Linked DNA regions of Mus musculus: region 2 is linked to region 1. Evidence: chromatin loops called from intact Hi-C (ENCODE). Cell type or tissue: left cerebral cortex. All regions are shown on one strand. Each heading gives the region's core, and the rest is flanking DNA. Links, peaks and the distances in the headings are about the cores only. Region 1 overlaps Arntl (aryl hydrocarbon receptor nuclear translocator-like). Region 2 overlaps Arntl (aryl hydrocarbon receptor nuclear translocator-like).

Region 1 (2,807 bases), core at 100-2,599:
CTAGGATTGTGACCCCCACTCCACCCCCAGAGGTGCAAAACACAAATCAGTTTAGTCATTGGTCCTGAGTGTCTGTCACACAAAAGGGCACTGTTGGGAGCTTAGGAAGCTTGGAGCTCCCCCCACCCCAGTACCCCTTCTGCTGTGACTTACTTTAATCTGGGCAGCATCCCCTCTGGAATAGTGATTACAGTATGGTGGGACTGAACCTGAGGGTCTCTGCAGATCCTCCTGGCTTTAGCTACAAGACCACAGCCAAAAATGCACAGGCTTTGGGCTTCCTGAGACTACAGGGTAACATTCACCCAGTGCTGGGCCCACAAGACAACACAACCCCAGTGGTTCCTCAGGGTGGCACAGATCTGCTGCTGCAATGAGCCAGACTCCTGAAATGGGTGGTTAGAATATTGGGATCTGTGTGTGTGTGTGTGTGTGTGTGTGTGTGTGTGCAGCTAAGTATAAGGGACAATGAAGAGTGATTTTTATCTCCCTCCGAGGACGCAGAAGTGCGCCACGCTATATTTATCCCTTCTGTCTCCTGATTTAGACCAGAAGTTTTTCCTGATCAGTCCTCACTTGCCAATACTTTCACTCTACATCTAAATGAAGAACCGAAGTCATGTAAGTTCACAGACTCAATGGACAGCTGATTTACAAAGCCCTTCGAGAGTGGCTGCAGGCTGATGCTGGCAACCCCATAATTAGATTCTGCAAGCTTTGCAGTGATTTTTTTAACTGTTTTTTTAATAACTCAGTCTTCCTTCTGGGATGAAGGGAAAGATAGAATTTGTTAAAATTAAATTGAGATTTAGTGGCTTTTCAGCCTTCTGCTGCTCGGTGCTCTAAATATTCTATAAATAAGAGAAGCCCTGCCCTATAGTGCACTGTAAACACCCACAGACACTCAGAGCCAAATTCTTCCAATTATGACCCTGTGCCTGTTGCCAAGCTACTGCAAGGACCTACTTGAAAGGCAGCCATCTAGGCCATTTCCTGATTAAGCTGCCTGTAGCAAGGAATCCAGGCCTGCTGCTCTGGCCTCACAGCCAGTCCCAAATAACAGATCTGTGTTCCTGAATTAAGCCTTTTCCTTGTGATAGAATTACAATTCAAAGGTTACTGCAAAACTCACTATGCGCCCAACCATCCTTTGGCCTGGGCTGGGTGTCCATTTAAGATGGAGGGCTGTCACACTGAGACTTTTAAAATCAGGCAGCCGAAGTGCAGTCCCAGCAGCATTTCTAATTGTGTTCAACAAATCAAGGTCAAACAAAAGTAGGTCAGCTGTCAACATGACAGGTGAGTCAGATACTGCAGGCCCTGCTGTACAGCTGCTTCGTGAACAGCAGGGGGCACCACTACCCAGTGCAGAGACTCAAATGGTCCTTCAACAAGTCCTCACCACACCCTAAGCAGTGGTGCATGGGGCAGGGTCCTGGGTTTACTGATTAGCAGCTCAAACATCAGTGCTTTCTGGCATTCACCAGACTGCAGAGCCCTTAAAGGACTGCCTAAGAAGCAGTCTGTGAGCGCCATGTGTCACTGAGATTACTTCCAGCTCCTTAGAAACCAGGATGCTCCAAGCAGTGTGGAGCAAAATGAGCTCAGGCTAGAATAGAAGCAATCTGCCTCCCAACAGGAGGCTCCCTGCTCGCTGGTGGCTCACTTGGGTGTGGACTCAAAGGGCATCATCTGAGGCCAGTGAGATGCTCTGGGAGCCAGTTCCCACCCCAGAAGGGAAGGATCCACTCTGAATGGCAGCCTCTTGGTGAGCTGGCACCTCTCAAAAGAGAACTGAGGTGTTAATGTGGGCCGGCTCCCAAAACTCATAGTGTAGACCAATATAGTTATAGGGACAGGGTTTCGAAGTGGACCTCCAGGAATGCTGGGAAGCGGGGGCCACAAAGCACTGAACCCCTTCAGAGAGGCCTCAAACCAAAGTGGTCCTTTCCACCATTGTATGTGTCACAGGGTTCTATTATCTATTAACTGTTAACATGTACATATGAGTGTTTGCTCTTAGCCCCTGAGCATTAGGTCAGAGACACTCTCTCTGCTTTGCTTGGTTCCCTCGGCAGAGTCACGGCAACATCTCTGGCCTTCAGTGAGTACTCTGTACATACCCACAGAGGAAATGAGCATGTGCACAGACCTCAGCAGGGGTCTGGAACAGGAGAGCCCCCATGCAATGCTATGAAACTGGTCTTTGTGCACAATGGGATAAAGCAAAGTTCAGGGAGGGTGCCTGTCTGCTCATCTTTAGTAAGCAATGGGGATGAATTTGAAAGCCAGGCATGCAACATTCCAACCCTGCTTCTACAGTGAGCACCCACGGCTTTTAGAATCTAGAAGCAGCAAAGAGTAACAACCTTTGAGGAGGAACCCACTCGTCAGGAAGAACTTTTCCATCAACCACCTAATTAATATACGCCAGGCTCAGCTCCTGCAACCCAAATCCAGGTCCCGACCCATCTTCAGAAGCACTGACAACCACAGCCGGAGCAGGGTGGAGAATTCTGGGCCTCCTCTCTGGTGGTGACAGTCATCATAGCCGTCGCTGTTAGCAACAGCAGGCTACTCCACGGTTCTCTGGAACAGTTCCAAAGAAAGGCCCGCAGGCAAGTCTGGGCCTGGCAGTGGTAAGGTCCTTGGAATTTGCCGTTTCCCAACCCAAGAATCAGACACTTGAATAGATAAGAGGGAGAGAGGGGAACACAATGTTTAAAACTGAAATCCCCCAAGTCTTTAAGTTGACAAGTGGCAACTGGAGTTGACCTGAATTGAGAACATTAATCTCTGCAGAAGCT
Region 2 (2,807 bases), core at 30-2,529, 58 kb before region 1:
GGTATGAGCAATTGCATAACTAGCACGTGACAAAGCCAGGCTTCAAACTATGATGGCGCTTTTACCCATTAATTGGCTGGCTTTTCAATTTCCTGGAGGAATCAAAACCCTTTTCAAATAGAAACCTGCTGAAGACTCACATCAAGCAGAGTCAGTTGCCCTTCCTCCTCTCATCTCAGCCACCCCCTCACCCATCCTGACAGCACCAGACCTGATTAACCTGGGCCTGTAAGGAGCCCAGCTTTGAAAAGTTCTGCTTTGCTTCTGGTATTTATTTGTCTCTTGAGAATCACACCTGAGTTCATTCCTAGTAGTCTCTGTGTGTGTCTAGGAGATGGGGGATGACGTACAAAGTTCCTTGTGCCATCCTGATCCTGGGTGCTATTATTAGATTTTTAACTTAAAATAGTATAATTTACATAGCTTTGCAAATTCTCTAGTAAAGAGGAAAATAGGTGTTTTCCAGACCTCTATAAATCTCTATAGTGTCATCTTCATGAGGGTTGGTGATTGATGAAGTACTTGAGGCTGCTACTATCACATCATAGAGACATATTTTGGTGACAGATCTCCAAATGTTCAGCTACAAAGCCTGGCTTGACTTTCGATGTATGGCTAATACCTTTGCTTTTACTAACTAGTATCCATTCGCTTGAAATCCCTGGCAGTAAGGTCCTATGGGTCCTTCTTAATCCTGCCCCTAAAGGAGGAAGTCTTTAATTGTGCCCTTAAAAAGAATGAAGTTCCTCTTTCCTCAGAATATTCTTCCTGCTTTCCCAAATGCACAGAGTACACACACACACACACACACACACACACATACACACACACACACACACCCAGCAAGTCAGCAAGCCGCCCTAAGTCCCAGCTGCACACAAGTGTGCTCATTTTAAGGAGAAAGAATGTCTTGACTTATACAAGAAATCCCAGCAATTCTGTAGTCCAGCCTCTAGGGTTTCAGGATGTGGGCAGAGGCCCTCTTAGTCTAAGCCATCATGCTTACCTTCTTGCCTCCTGGAGAAGAGGCATCAGGGGGAGGCGTACTTGTGATGTTCAGCGGGCTGGAGCCACAGCTGGAAGGCGATGACCCTCTTATCCTGTTAGAGAAGAGCTGGTTACGATAGTTACAAGGCCTTTAGAGGGGCAGTGGGGCTGGGGAGGTGCTAGGGTACGGAGAATAAGGAGCTAGGGTAAGGACTAGCAGATGTTCTATAAGGGCCAAATAGCTCGGCTCTGTAGGCTATATGGTCTCAGTCACAGCAGGCTGCATGTAATACATAAGTGCAGCTGTGCTCCAATAAAGAAAGCCTTATTCCAAAGCTGGATTGTTCTACATGTATCTGATCTAGAATATATAGACTCCAAAAGCAATAACTGTCAAAGCCTTTGGATTAGAGTTTGGATTCAGGTTGATTAATTTGAAGGGGCCAGCTTTATTTCTTCATAGAATACAGGTGAGCTGGAGCCCTCAGAAGTTTAGCCACCATCTTTGCTATCATGAATTGGATGTAGAGCAACGTTTACTAATGAGTGTCCCTAGGAAACGGAAGGTAGCAGTGCAGGGCAGGCACACTTTCAAAGGAGACAAGCAGTCGGTAAACAGTAGCAGCCTTCTTGGATAGTGAGCGGTTAAAGATGGATCTGGGATTTTTTCAGACTCTCCCACTACCGTAGGTTAGGAGACTCAGAACTGTAACCACATCTGTGAGGCTGGCGACCCTAGGGAGAGAAGCTGTGGCTTGGAGCAAGAGTTTATGTGCTAGTTGTGCTTTCAGGAGTCCTTGCTCCCATCCAAGCTGGAGCCAGAGTGTGGGGAGTATGGAGGCAGCTCTGTTAGCACCAGGCTTTCAGCGCCTCCATGATGAACACAGGCTGGTTCGGGCGGCTAAAGTGTCTACATCTAAGAATTGGCTCCTGGCCTGCATTGACGATTTGTGAGAAAACAGGTTTTCTGTCTCCTAGACTAGAAACTCCTCAAACTCAGATACAGCTCGATCATGGACACCACATACATGCAGACGGCTAGAAACCCAGAAACGGACGAGTTTCACCCAACACTGACTCCTTAGGATGCAGGCCTGTGCAGCCACCTTTCCCAGGTTCCCCATCCTGGAACTGCTTTCTTCCCATTCCTCTTTACCCTCAGCGCCTGGTTCTAGATGCTGATTTCTCTATAGGACAGAACTGAGTTAGGAAGCACACCCCCTTCGTCTATCCCTATTCTAGTGAGCTTCCACAAAGCATAGCACAGCATTTTGGATATCTGCTCAGTATCCTACAGTGAACGGCATCTTGGAAAATCCGTATAGTCCAAACTGCTTGGGATTATGCAGTAGGAGTCTTAACCCTCTCCCTTTAGAGGTCTGTGCTTCCTTCCTTCAGGAAGTCTGGCCAGTTAGAGTGCCCTGAACACTATTCACACTGCTCGCAGACTGAGCAGTCCGGACTTTTAGCACCTACACTCCTGACTTTTTAGCACCTACACTCCTGACTTTTTAGCACCTACCTTTACTGTAAACCTTAGCTGAGACCAAGTTCAAAACCCTTGCTTGCCTTAATCCATGAATTCCTATTATCACAAAGAAAATATACGAAAGGATTTTAAGATCATTCTGATACCATGTTCAGAGCCCAGTGGCTGGTCTGAAGCCGATCATACTCTCTCCCCATCTCCCTCCAGAGCTGGACTCAAGCAGCCAAACCCACTTTTGCGGATTGGACCTCAAATGGGACAGAAAGCCCCTCTGGCTGACTAGAGAATGAACAGAGTCAGTGGCTGAGGGAATATTGGTCTTTCTGGGTCC

Evidence for each region. Hi-C counts contacts between places; a loop is a spot of excess contacts. Peaks named below come from ENCODE experiments on the same cell type or tissue, not always from the same donor. Only the 100,000 strongest peaks of a DNase experiment are listed, where the experiment ranks them.
Region 2: it touches region 1 in a loop (6-fold over the local background); 5 of 42 quality-filtered maps call a loop at or near these places.

Annotation. Positions count from the first base shown.
Region 1 is chr7:113,249,426-113,252,232 of GRCm38, reverse strand. All of the region lies in intron 2 of Arntl (aryl hydrocarbon receptor nuclear translocator-like), which reads right to left. All of the region lies in intron 2 of Gm33721 (a long non-coding RNA gene), which reads left to right. Among named protein-coding and RNA genes, the nearest start is that of Gm33721, 11 kb to the left of the region's middle. In left cerebral cortex, for the core only: a CTCF peak has its summit at 1,348 (motif pointing right); DNase peaks (open chromatin) are centred at 581, 932 and 1,478; H3K27ac peaks cover 2,383 bases.
Region 2 is chr7:113,306,909-113,309,715 of GRCm38, reverse strand. It overlaps Arntl (aryl hydrocarbon receptor nuclear translocator-like), which reads right to left. Exons shown (of 20, transcript NM_007489.4): 18 at 1,007-1,100. Among named protein-coding and RNA genes, the nearest start is that of Gm33721, 47 kb to the right of the region's middle. In left cerebral cortex, for the core only: a CTCF peak has its summit at 973; DNase peaks (open chromatin) are centred at 93, 991, 1,585 and 1,848; H3K27ac peaks cover 884 bases.